Linked DNA regions of Homo sapiens: region 1 is linked to region 2. The links are chromatin loops, found by intact Hi-C in ENCODE. Cell type or tissue: ascending aorta. All regions are shown on one strand. Each heading gives the region's core, and the rest is flanking DNA. Links, peaks and the distances in the headings are about the cores only.

Region 1 (5,388 bases), core at 106-5,105, 80 kb after region 2:
AGGTTTCAGGGTACACAAGTCTAGGATAAAGTGGTCTCTGTAAAGAGCATCCACAGGAAGCATGCTGCCCACTTGGCAATGCAAGGTGGTTATTTGTTTGACTATACCATGCTGTCCTTCTCCTTCCAAGGGGCCTTCGGATAGGCTGATGCTATGGAGTTGGAATCTTAAGCTGGAGGATGAGCCAATCAAAGTCATAAAGGGAAGCCATATGTCACACACTTGGAAGTCCATGTGTAGACATCAAGTTGAGAGTGTCAGAGGCAAGGTCAAGACCAGGATCTTAGCACCAAGGTTAGAGTGGCAGAAATCAAGACTAAAGTAAGTGGAAAAAATACGTGGAAGTGGCAGAGGATGGTGCCTGAAGAGGTAGGATAGGAGAGGACTCCGAGTGTAAGTGTTGTGAGAGAACATTATAGATGAGCGGTGCTCAGCTGCAGTGTCCTAGCCATGTGGGCCTCTGACTCCTGGCAGCAAACGGGATGGCGGATGCAGCTGTTGAGAATGCCCTGCAGAGTAGCCAAGACATTGATAGGGTCTTCCGTGCAAGGATAAGATGACTCTTCCTTACACTGCCCCACAGCAGTTGGTTTGTAAGAAAAAATTCCCCAAGATTTTAAGTCCTGGGTATGCATGGATACCTACAGCTCTGACATAAAGCCATATGACTCTTCTACAGAAAGATGAGAAATTGGCTGATGATGCCACTGTGGTGGTCACTGGAGGCACCTGTGGTCAAAGGGCATGTGCATATCTCTGCTTTGACCTTTATTCCTTGGCAGAGCAGAGGAAACTTCTGCTCACAAAGTTGTGTGTGTCCTGCTTCAACATCACAATTTAAGGGGAAAAAAATGGCATAATTTTGTCTGAGTCTTGAGGAGGGACTCTGGGAACTATGGGTGTTTATTAATATGCTTGACTCCTCATTTCATGAATAGGGTGGGGCAGGAGTGGTGACTGGCCCAGGCATAGGACAAGTGAATGACTGGGACCAACAATTGATTCTATGAGACTAGCCCTACCCAAAAAAGAATAGCGAAACAAGAAGGCAGGCCAAATCAGAGACACCATAGGAACGCCAAGGGTCTGACAGCAGGGATATCACACATGTACACCAAGTGAAGAGGGCCTGAGAAATGACTAGATTAGGAACCAGATCAGTGCCAAAGTCAGTAAGAGACAAGGAAGGAAGTGAGTAGTATGATGGTGTGGGGAAGCAGAGAGATGTGCTATCAATTGCCAAAATAATCAGGAATATAATTTATTTATTCAATATATCATTCAGTTTTTCAAGGAGTCTTCATTCATTCATTCAACAAATATTCAAGTTTCTAAAATGTTCTAAGTTCTAAGCCTAAATATTGGTATGCAATACTACCAGGACCCAGACACCAACATGGTGCGGTAGTTCTATGACTTGAAAGAGCATTATGAGAACGTATGGGGAGGGCACCAAAGGAGAAAAGAGAAGCCTTCCTATTGGCAGAGAAAGCTGAGTTGAGGTTTAGGGACAAGTAGCAGTTAAGTAGAGAACGCTCATTTGGGGCAAAGGCCAGGTGGCAAGCATGCCAACAGTACTTTGGGGAAGCCATATGGCATCAGACTGGTTGGGACATACAGTGATAGGTGGGGCATGGCAAGGCATGAAGGTTTCAATAAAAGCAAGGGCCATAACTTGATGGGCCTCCTAAGTCATGGTAAGGACTTTGGACTTTATTCTAATAGCCGTGGAGAGCTACTAGAAGGGCTTTTAGCAAGAGAAACTCAATTTGAGCTGTGCTGGGAAAGATCACTCAGGCTACAGGTTGCATAATTTAGGGCTGAGACCAGAATGAGCTGGCCTGGAAGGTGGCTGTTGAAAAACAGATGGGAGAGAGATTTGGTTGTCAAAATGACGGGGCTTGATTATTGGCCAGAGACTTGAGGAAGATGGAGGAAGCCAAAACAAGTTCTACGTTTCTGGATTGGATAACGAGGTGGATGGTATAGTTATTTGTCTGTTAGTGGAACTAAGAGGAGAATTGGGTTGTGGAGGGAGGACAATGAACTCAATTTTGGATATGTCTGAGGGTTGGGGGGTGGCAGGGGGATGCCCTGCTTTTGCACTAATCCAGTGCCTGTCTGGGTGGGTGGGAGAGGCTGTTTATAGCACCAAGCACAGGCTCATTATCAGTTAACAGCCATGGCTTAGTTTTCTCCCTGGTATAGAAGAGGATCTGGACTGAGGATGCAAGGAATTTGGGCTGGAATATGCCAGAGAAGTAAACCTTGAGTTAGAATCAAGACGTGTGGTAACAAGATTTAGCTTCTGAATGCAGAGACAAACAAACACAAATCGAAATATCTCAGTGTAAAAAAAAAAAAAAAAAATCACAGAATTTCACTTGCACCAATGGTTTTGTTTTACAAATTCCTTGACATGCTTCTGTAAGAAAGCAATTGCTTTGTTGCTGTTTTCAGGGGGCGCTTCCTGCAGGGCACACCTAGAAAATGGTGTGTTTCACAAAAGATATGCCATCTCCCGGGGCTCTGATTTTCTTCTCCTCGGGTCAGTATTTCACTCTTGTCAGGATATTGCCTGATGCCTGCCTGTCTCAAACCCCAGAGGAGAGCCATCTGTTGAGCTGTGGAATGTTCTCAGCCACAAGTCCTACATCATTATTCTAGCCAGGTCATGCTGTTGCTTGCAGAATTTTTTATAGATAGAGGCTCAGCTTATGTTCTGAATTAGACGCTCTCATCTGCCTGTGGCAAATTGCGGCATGTGCTAGTGGAAACTCCCTCTTGGGTGGTGCTTGAAATATTTGGGATATTATCTGGTTAGACATTCTACTACTCCTTTTAAACAACTCTTTCTCCATTCAATCTTTGAAAGCCAAAGTGTGTGTGTGTGTGTGCGCGCGCATGTGTGTGTGTGTGTGTGTGTTTGTTTTGGATTATTTCATACCAAAAGCATTTTCCATTTTCTTATTAGGAACTTTCTCTTTGTCCAAAAGGAGAAAAAGAAAAAAAAAAAACTTGTAGAGAACACACTAAGTTTTTTTTTACAAAATGGCCTGTTTATACTTTAAAGGTTGTATTACGGCATAACAGATTTGTAATTTTAAACTTTTAAAGAGGGAACAGTTTTGAATTTAGCCTAGTATTAGTGATGTCACTAAGGAATACTTCCATTTAATAGCTTTGAGTGAAATAAATGCTCCAGCTTCAAGGAAAAAACAGCTAAAGGTAAATGGGGTGGCTAAAGGGAGAAACATATTACAGAGGCAGTTATGCAGGTTCATGCTACAAGTGCTGAGCCATTCTTATCTTTTCTTCTTGCTCTGAATGGATTAGGAGGATTCTATTCCTTGAGTTGGGTGATAGGAATTATTACCCTATCAAAGAACAGGTGGGAAGGGCTGAGCATGCTGGCTGGTTGGGAAAGTCTACAGACATTGGGAATTTCCTTTCCTCTGGTGAAGTTCACTGCAGAAGAAAAGCTTTAGGAATTTTAACATGCCATGAGGTTGAAAATTCTGGAAGGTTTTAGCTACAAGAGATTGAGGTGGAGCTATACTCAATCCTGGAGACAGAAGTGGAGTTAAATCAAGTAGCCACTGATGAAAGTCCTTCAAAGGTTCTTCATCATCCTCTGGATAAAGCCCAACCTTCTTAAGATCGTGTATGGAATTTTCATGATTTGGCCCTGATAATGTTTCCAGCCTTATTTTCTTGCCATCCTTATCCATCTTTAATACCTGGTACCATGTCATTCTTCCCAATGTTTATCCTCAGCTTTTCAAATAAAGCATACTGTTGTCAAAGAAAGAATATAACTAAATATAAACAAGCTATTCTCTGTATCTCAATTACAAATTTCTTGAAATAAATGAACAAATCTGACATAAAACCAAATTTGCTTCCTATTGAACTTGGAAAATGTGTTTCTGAAACAAATATGACTTGGATAAATAAATGACCTTTCTGCCTTTTCCAAGGTCATGTGGTAGTTTGGTGATGAAGCACACCTCTCTTTTATTATCTGTAAAATAGGTATATTACAATTTACTAAATATGGCTGTTGAGAGAATAAAATGAGATCATTCTTTTAAAGGACTACTGATGGTACCTGCTGTATAGTTGGTACTAAATCGTGACCACTATATTAATCTAAAGGACTGACTCAGCCCCTTCCAATGGGTGATGCTTCTAGAAATAAGCATGAGCCCACAATGCTCTGACTTCCTTACTGTGCTTCTGAATGATTCCTCTGTGTGTGTGTTTATGTGCTCACACCCACGCCCTCGCCGAATAGCATGGCCTATACATCACACGGAGATTGTTTTCCAAAAGCCTGTTCCATTATAATCTACATTTCCATCAACCTTCTATTGACTTTGCCATGCAGTTCAGATCATCACTTAGCTATTACTGACACCTTTGAGCACATCTGCTGAGAACTGTGCTTGGAGGGGTTGCACATTTTGAGGGTGTGTGCATAATGATATAAGGTTCTAAATAATAAATTAAAAGATAGTTTACAGCCCTCATTATAGCCATCTGTGTTAACTTCCCATTACAAATTAGAATATCCATTTTGACACAAGTTTAATTTTTCCAAAACACCTGTTCTAAAAGGCAATGTACTTTTTACATAATGGAAATGGCAACACTTTGAAAATATTACACTTTACTGGAAAGTCAGTTATGTTCCAGAATAAATGTTTTCCATGGCGGGCGGGGTGGGTAGTTCTCATACGTAATGAAGACCATCAATCACCAAACAAAAACCCCTCATCACGTATAAAGAACTCACCCACAGATTTCCTTTTCTTTCTCTTTCATTAATACCTTTAAAAATCAGCAATAAGTTCCTTTGGTTTTCTTCTCATATTTTACAAAAATCATTGTAGAAGCAGAGGTGTGATCAGTTAACAACTGTTGACTTCTGAAAAAAACAACAAAGCTTCCATCTTAAAGCATCCACAGAAATGGAAGCAATTTCCATTACAACCTTGTGGATTAGGCAGCTTATTTGTACAATCCATTTTCCTTCATGTTGTCTACTCATTTCATAAATAATTCTGTCTGTGTGGTTGTGCAATATACTGATATTTCACTAATTTTTCTGTTAATCCAAATAGCATCAGGCATTGAATGGTGTAGGCATTTTTGGAAACTGACTTCAGTACAGACTAAAGAGAATTCTGGATTACAATGGCTGTGCCATTTTCTAGGCATCATTTACTGGAACTGGGTAGCAAAACAAAAAACCAGTGTTTCCTTAAAATAAGACAATTGGCAAGGCCTGTCACAAGAAGTGAAAAGATTTCTCTTCCTTCTTGGTTTCCTTTTAACTATCTCTATAAAACAAAGGAATTGCCAGAAACCTTTGGATGCTTCCTC
Region 2 (5,388 bases), core at 54-5,053:
ACTGTGAAAGGGGAAAGGACCTAGTATCTAGAGCAGCCCTGTCCAATAGAACTTGCTGCAATGCTAGTAATGTTCTACATCTGCACTGTCTAATGTGGTAACCTGATGTATAGGTAGACACCTGAGGTATATACGAGACATTTTAAATGTGGTTAGTGCCACTGAATAATTGATTTTTAATTTTTTTAAATTGTCATTAGTTTATATTTAAATAGCCAAAAAAGTGAGGCCATGTGCAGTGGCTCACGCCTGTAATCCCAGCACCTCAGGAGGCCGAGGTGGGCAGATCACGAGGTGAGGTGGGCGGATCATGAGGTCAGGAGTTCGAGACCAGCCTAGCCAACATGGTGAAACCCTGTCTCTATTAAAAATATGAAAATTAGTGGGGTGTTGTGATGGGTGCCTATAATCCCAGCTACTCCAGAGGCTGAAGCAGGAGAATCACCTGAACCTGGGAGGTGGAGGTTGCAGTGAGCCAAGAAAGCACCACTGTACTCCAGCCTGGGTGACAGAGCAAGACTCCGTCTCAAAAAAAAAAAAAACATAAAATAAATAAATAAATAAATACATAGCCAAAAAATGGTTTCCTGGAATTAGGGAGTTAGAGGGGTTGCGGGTGGAGGGGTGAGGGGTAGAAAGGTTGGGGGTTGGGGCAGAGAAGGACAGAGATTACCAAGGGGCATGAGGAAACTTCTGGGTGTGGAGGATGTTCATTCTCCTGATTGTGGTAATAGTTTCATAGGCGTATGTGTGGGTTAAAATGTATCAAATAGTCCGCTTTATGAGCAGCTTGTTATACTTCATTCTTACCTCCATAAAGCTGTGAACAAAGTAGACTCTAGGGTAAATCCAGCTTATACACAGTTTCCTACAGTGGTTTTCAAACTGAGTTTTGAGGGAAACCTTGGTGTTCTCAGGGCTTCTGGGACTGGTGTCCGAGGGAAGTGTTCGGGGGAAGCAGGCTGGCTGAGCTCAGCCTCCAACTCTGCTTCTACCAGAGGAGATGTTCTCTGGCCTATACCATTCTCGAGCTTTCAGGTCACTGGTGAAGCCACTCAGGGTCCACCGGTGGAGTAGGCTTCAGAGGCTGGGACTAAGCTGTGGGGAAGTTACATCTGGAAGGAAGGACGGGGAGGGCCTGGGAAGGGCCTGATGGGGGTGAGTCACTCTACAACCTGCCTGGGAACCCAAGGTAAGCATCAGGTCCTGCTGCAGATCAGCTTCTCCAGGGAAAAGCAGGTACCCCTGGGGAGGGAGACTCTGCACACAGGGCTCCCACATCCCCTGAGGTGAGGCATTAAAAGGACTAGGACTTGGGATGGGAGCTGTAGTAGGAGTCTGTGTGGTGTAGGGAAGAGGTTCTTGTGATGCATTCAAGGAGTTTGTAAATATGCAGAATCCCAAGCCCCTTCCTCTGGGACTCTGATTCAGATGTTCTGGGGGAAGGACCTGGGGATCCCCTAAGAAAGTCCAAGGACCAGGCCAGGAAAAAGCTAGTGGAGTGGGCAGAGCACTGGTTGTGGACTCAGAGTGTTCTGGCTCCAACTCTCAGCTCCCCTGACCATGTGAGCTTAGGCAAGTTACTTAATCTATCAGAGCCATGGGATCTTCATCTTCAATAGCTCCCTGTGGCTTGGATAATGTTATGGGCTGAACTGTGTCTCACATCAAACTCATGTGTTGAAGCCCTAAACTCCAGTACCTCAGAATGTAACCATATTTGGAGATAAGGTCTTTAAAGAGGTAACTAAACAGAAATAAGGTTGTTGGCAGTAGGTTCCAATCCAATATGACTGGCTTCCTTATAATAGGAGATTAGGGCATAGACAGGCATAGAAGGAAGACCATGTGAAGACACAGGGAGAAGATGGTTATCTACAGGCAAGGAGAGGGGCCTCAGAAAAAACCAAACCTGTGGACAACTTGATCTTGGACTTCTAGGTTCCAGAACCGTGAGAATATAAATTCCTGTTGTCTAAGATGCCCAGACTGTGGTGTTTTTTTATGGCAACCCTAGCAGATTAATACAAATAGGAAGTACAGCATGCAGTGCCTGGCATGCAGTGAAGCCCAGTAAATGGGAGCTATCTTTGTTACTAACACTAATCGCCCAACAGAAATATCCAGGAATCTCCAAATAGCTGGCACTGGAGCCAAGAGGAAATAGTGATGATGTTCATGTCTGGCTCAGGGCTGCTTTCCTGTGGTAGTTGTTTGCTGACCTTGCCCTGGAGGCTGGAGGGTCTCTGTGCCCAAGAAGACTGGGGCAGCACTGTGGTGTCAGCCTGCCATTTCCTGGGTTGCAGGAAGAAAGGTATTCCTTTAGTCCTGGCAAGGTGTTGGCATTGACACAAACCTGTCAGGCAGTTATGGTATTGTGGAAAGCCAGCATCCAGTGGAGTGGAGAATAGATGTGAATAACTCTAATAAAATAGAAAAATGCTAGCAAGGAGTCTGGGCATTGAATTTTCATAGGCATGCTGAGCTTTTGGGGGAATTGAAGTAAGAAATCAGCAGAAGCCACAAGGAGGAAATGGGTTGCATTTGCCTACGTTGAAATGATTTGGGGAGGTGTTTGATGAGCATTTTGCAAAGCTTTTTTCCCTTTTCCTACTCAGCCAGGAGTTTCTTCCTCTGGATTCCCACAGTGCCTACCTACCTTCTGAGACTTAGTTCATCATTTCAGTTTACTTGCTTGCTATATCTCCCATTGAATCCACGGACTTGATGAGAACAGGGATTTTGCAATATTTATCTCAGTTTCCCAGATGGGCATTGAATAGATGGTGGTTTGAGTTTCTGAATGTAGTACTCACATTTTCTACTATAATGTATTCACTCTGACCCAGGCACTACTCTGTGCATCTTAAAAACAGTAACTGATTAAATCCTTTAACCACTCCTTTGTATTACACGATGTTAAGGTCTAGGGAGAGTAAGCATTTGTCCACGGTCTCACACCTAAGTAGGAAGGAGAATTCAGACCCAGGCAGTCTGGCTCCAGCATGCAGTCACCGAGCGTACCGTCACTACCATGGGAGAGTGGCTACTTCTGGTAGCCCTTTCTTCTACATCAAGTGTTTTTAACCTTTTCTGTGCCATGCCCTCCTGGAATTCTTGTGATACCTAAGAACTCTTTCCAAGAATAATACTTTTAAATGCATAAAAACTAAAACACATAGGATTACAAAAAAACTCAATTATAGTAAAATACAGCTATCAAAATATTTAAGATATCAAATTTGTGAAATAGTAATAGTACACACCTCTTTATTAACACATTAATTTGTAAAATAGTAAGGTACAAATCTCTTTATTAACAGATTAAATAACAAGAGCTGGCAGTGGGTCTAATCACTACTGTAATTCCCCAGGAGTCATGGTGTTTAGAGATTATTATAAACATGTCATAAAGTAATATTTGGTGATATCTGCAACAACTGTAAAGTGATAGGAAAAGGTATGAGATTTTGATTGGTGATAAAGTCACAGTTACTGCACATACTACTGTGGTCCGTTCCTACTTCATAATTGAAAGAAATAAGCAATTCAGTTAGAGGTGGTAAAGAATAGAGGTGTTCGTTTTTGTCGTCTAAGCACGCAGACCCCCTGAAGTCAAGAGTTGGATGTGATCCCTAGTTTGGGACCTCTATTCCAGATGCTCTAGCTTTTATTTCTCCTCAAGTGTGATCTGTCAGCCAGCAGCCTCAGCATCACCTGCAAGGTCTTTGAAATATAGAACACAACCCCCTCCCTAGGTGTATGGATTGGAATCTGCATTTCAATGAGATCTTCAGGTGATTTGTATGCACATAAACATTTGAGAAGCACTGCAAAATATATGCTTGCTTAGGTTAGACGAGCAAAGAGCTGTGTACTTGAACAGTTTAGAAAGGTGTGACTGTACCTGTGTTTCTACCCTTCTTTCTGCCTTTTATAAGCAACTTCCTGAAGTGGGGTATAACCTAACGGATGATGATGTTGGAACAATAGCCACTGTCTGTCAGTGTGTCCTACCTTGGGACTACTAACCCTCAGGGCAAGGATGTTAGTATTCTCGATTTTGTCTCCCACAGGTGATGTGTGGACTGACCAGCAGATCTGCTTTTTGGAGAGTGCAGTCTACACGTTCTGCCTGTGGCTGGGGGTAAATCAATGCACTTCATGGAGGAAAGATATTTTATGTCTTAGATCCAAGTCCAGTTCTCCAATCCAGTTTTTCCAGTGCTAGAACATAAAGAGCATTTTAATTTTCTTCTTGGCTCTATTACTCAATTGGTTCTGAACCTTCTGAGGAGGGATCTGATTAATTAGTCCCCTCAAATCCCAGCAATATTGACTGCTGGAAAAGTTAAAGCCAAGTGTACAAAACACCAGGAATGCATTTACGTAATAACCTCATTCCTGAATCATTTGTAAGGCCCTACCCTTGTTTTCCCTTTTATTTCCCTCTTCCCTTGAATTTTTGTTTTCTTTCTGTTATCTTGTTCTATTTGCTCTGTCTTTGTAAGCCTCCTTAAATCATTTTTAGAATAAGTTAAGAGCACAGATTCATAAATCAACAAAAGTAGCAACATACAAATATAAAAATAAATATACAAATCTTAGTAGACAGAGGCTGAACCTATATGCAGGGCCACTGCATTGCTCAACGACAGACGGCACCATTCTTGTTGTTTATGTAAATAGTGCTCTTTTTCAGTACAACAGGCTACAAGGTGAAAAGTGGAATTATGCAACTGGTGGCTGTGATCCAGAACTTTTGATAAATTTAGTCACTGTATACTAGTTGGCAATATGTTATTGAAAAAGATAATGAAGTTTTTGGTAACTAAGGGCATTTGGGGTAGGCTGCTCTTTTGTGAAAATGTTCTTAAAGTATTCTAAAAATGTTCTATACTCTTGGGATATATGAATGAATGGAGGTGGCTTCCTTCTTCACTTAGCTTAGAGTATTCAGCAATTTGAAAGCCAGGAATTGAAGCATTGCATGGAGATAGAATTATGCCATTCCCCTGCTAAATGAGTCAAATACTTTCCATTGCACTTAGAATAATAACTGAACTCCTTATTTGGGTGACAGGCCCTGTTAAGATCTAGCTAGCTCCCCTGTCTTTTTTATCGGCCTTGCATAGCACCACTCTCCAAAGCTCCTTTCATCCTCAGAGTTTCTACATACACTGTTCCTTCTGCCCGGAACACCCTTCCCTACCCCTTCACCAGTGCAATGCTGATAATCATCCTTTAGAAGTTAACTCAGACTCCATCAAGTCCCCTGTTACATTCTTTACAATCCTTATCATAATGTTAATAATCATTGCTCATGCCATCATTTCCTTAGCGTCCCTTTTCCTCTGGGACTGGATGCTCCTGAGAACATGGGCTGTA

The links. Peaks named below come from ENCODE experiments on the same cell type or tissue, not always from the same donor. Only the 100,000 strongest peaks of a DNase experiment are listed, where the experiment ranks them.
Region 1: it touches region 2 in a loop (2.3-fold over the local background); 4 of 110 quality-filtered maps call a loop at or near these places.

Annotation. Positions count from the first base shown.
Region 1 is chr3:31,194,447-31,199,834 of GRCh38, reverse strand. No RefSeq gene overlaps it. Among named protein-coding and RNA genes, the nearest start is that of MIR466, 35 kb to the right of the region's middle. In ascending aorta, for the core only: no CTCF peak of the experiment used is centred there; a DNase peak (open chromatin) is centred at 2,776; H3K4me3 peaks cover 527 bases; H3K27ac peaks cover 1,360 bases.
Region 2 is chr3:31,274,477-31,279,864 of GRCh38, reverse strand. No RefSeq gene overlaps it. Among named protein-coding and RNA genes, the nearest start is that of MIR466, 120 kb to the right of the region's middle. In ascending aorta, for the core only: no CTCF peak of the experiment used is centred there; a DNase peak (open chromatin) is centred at 2,144; H3K27ac peaks cover 3,365 bases.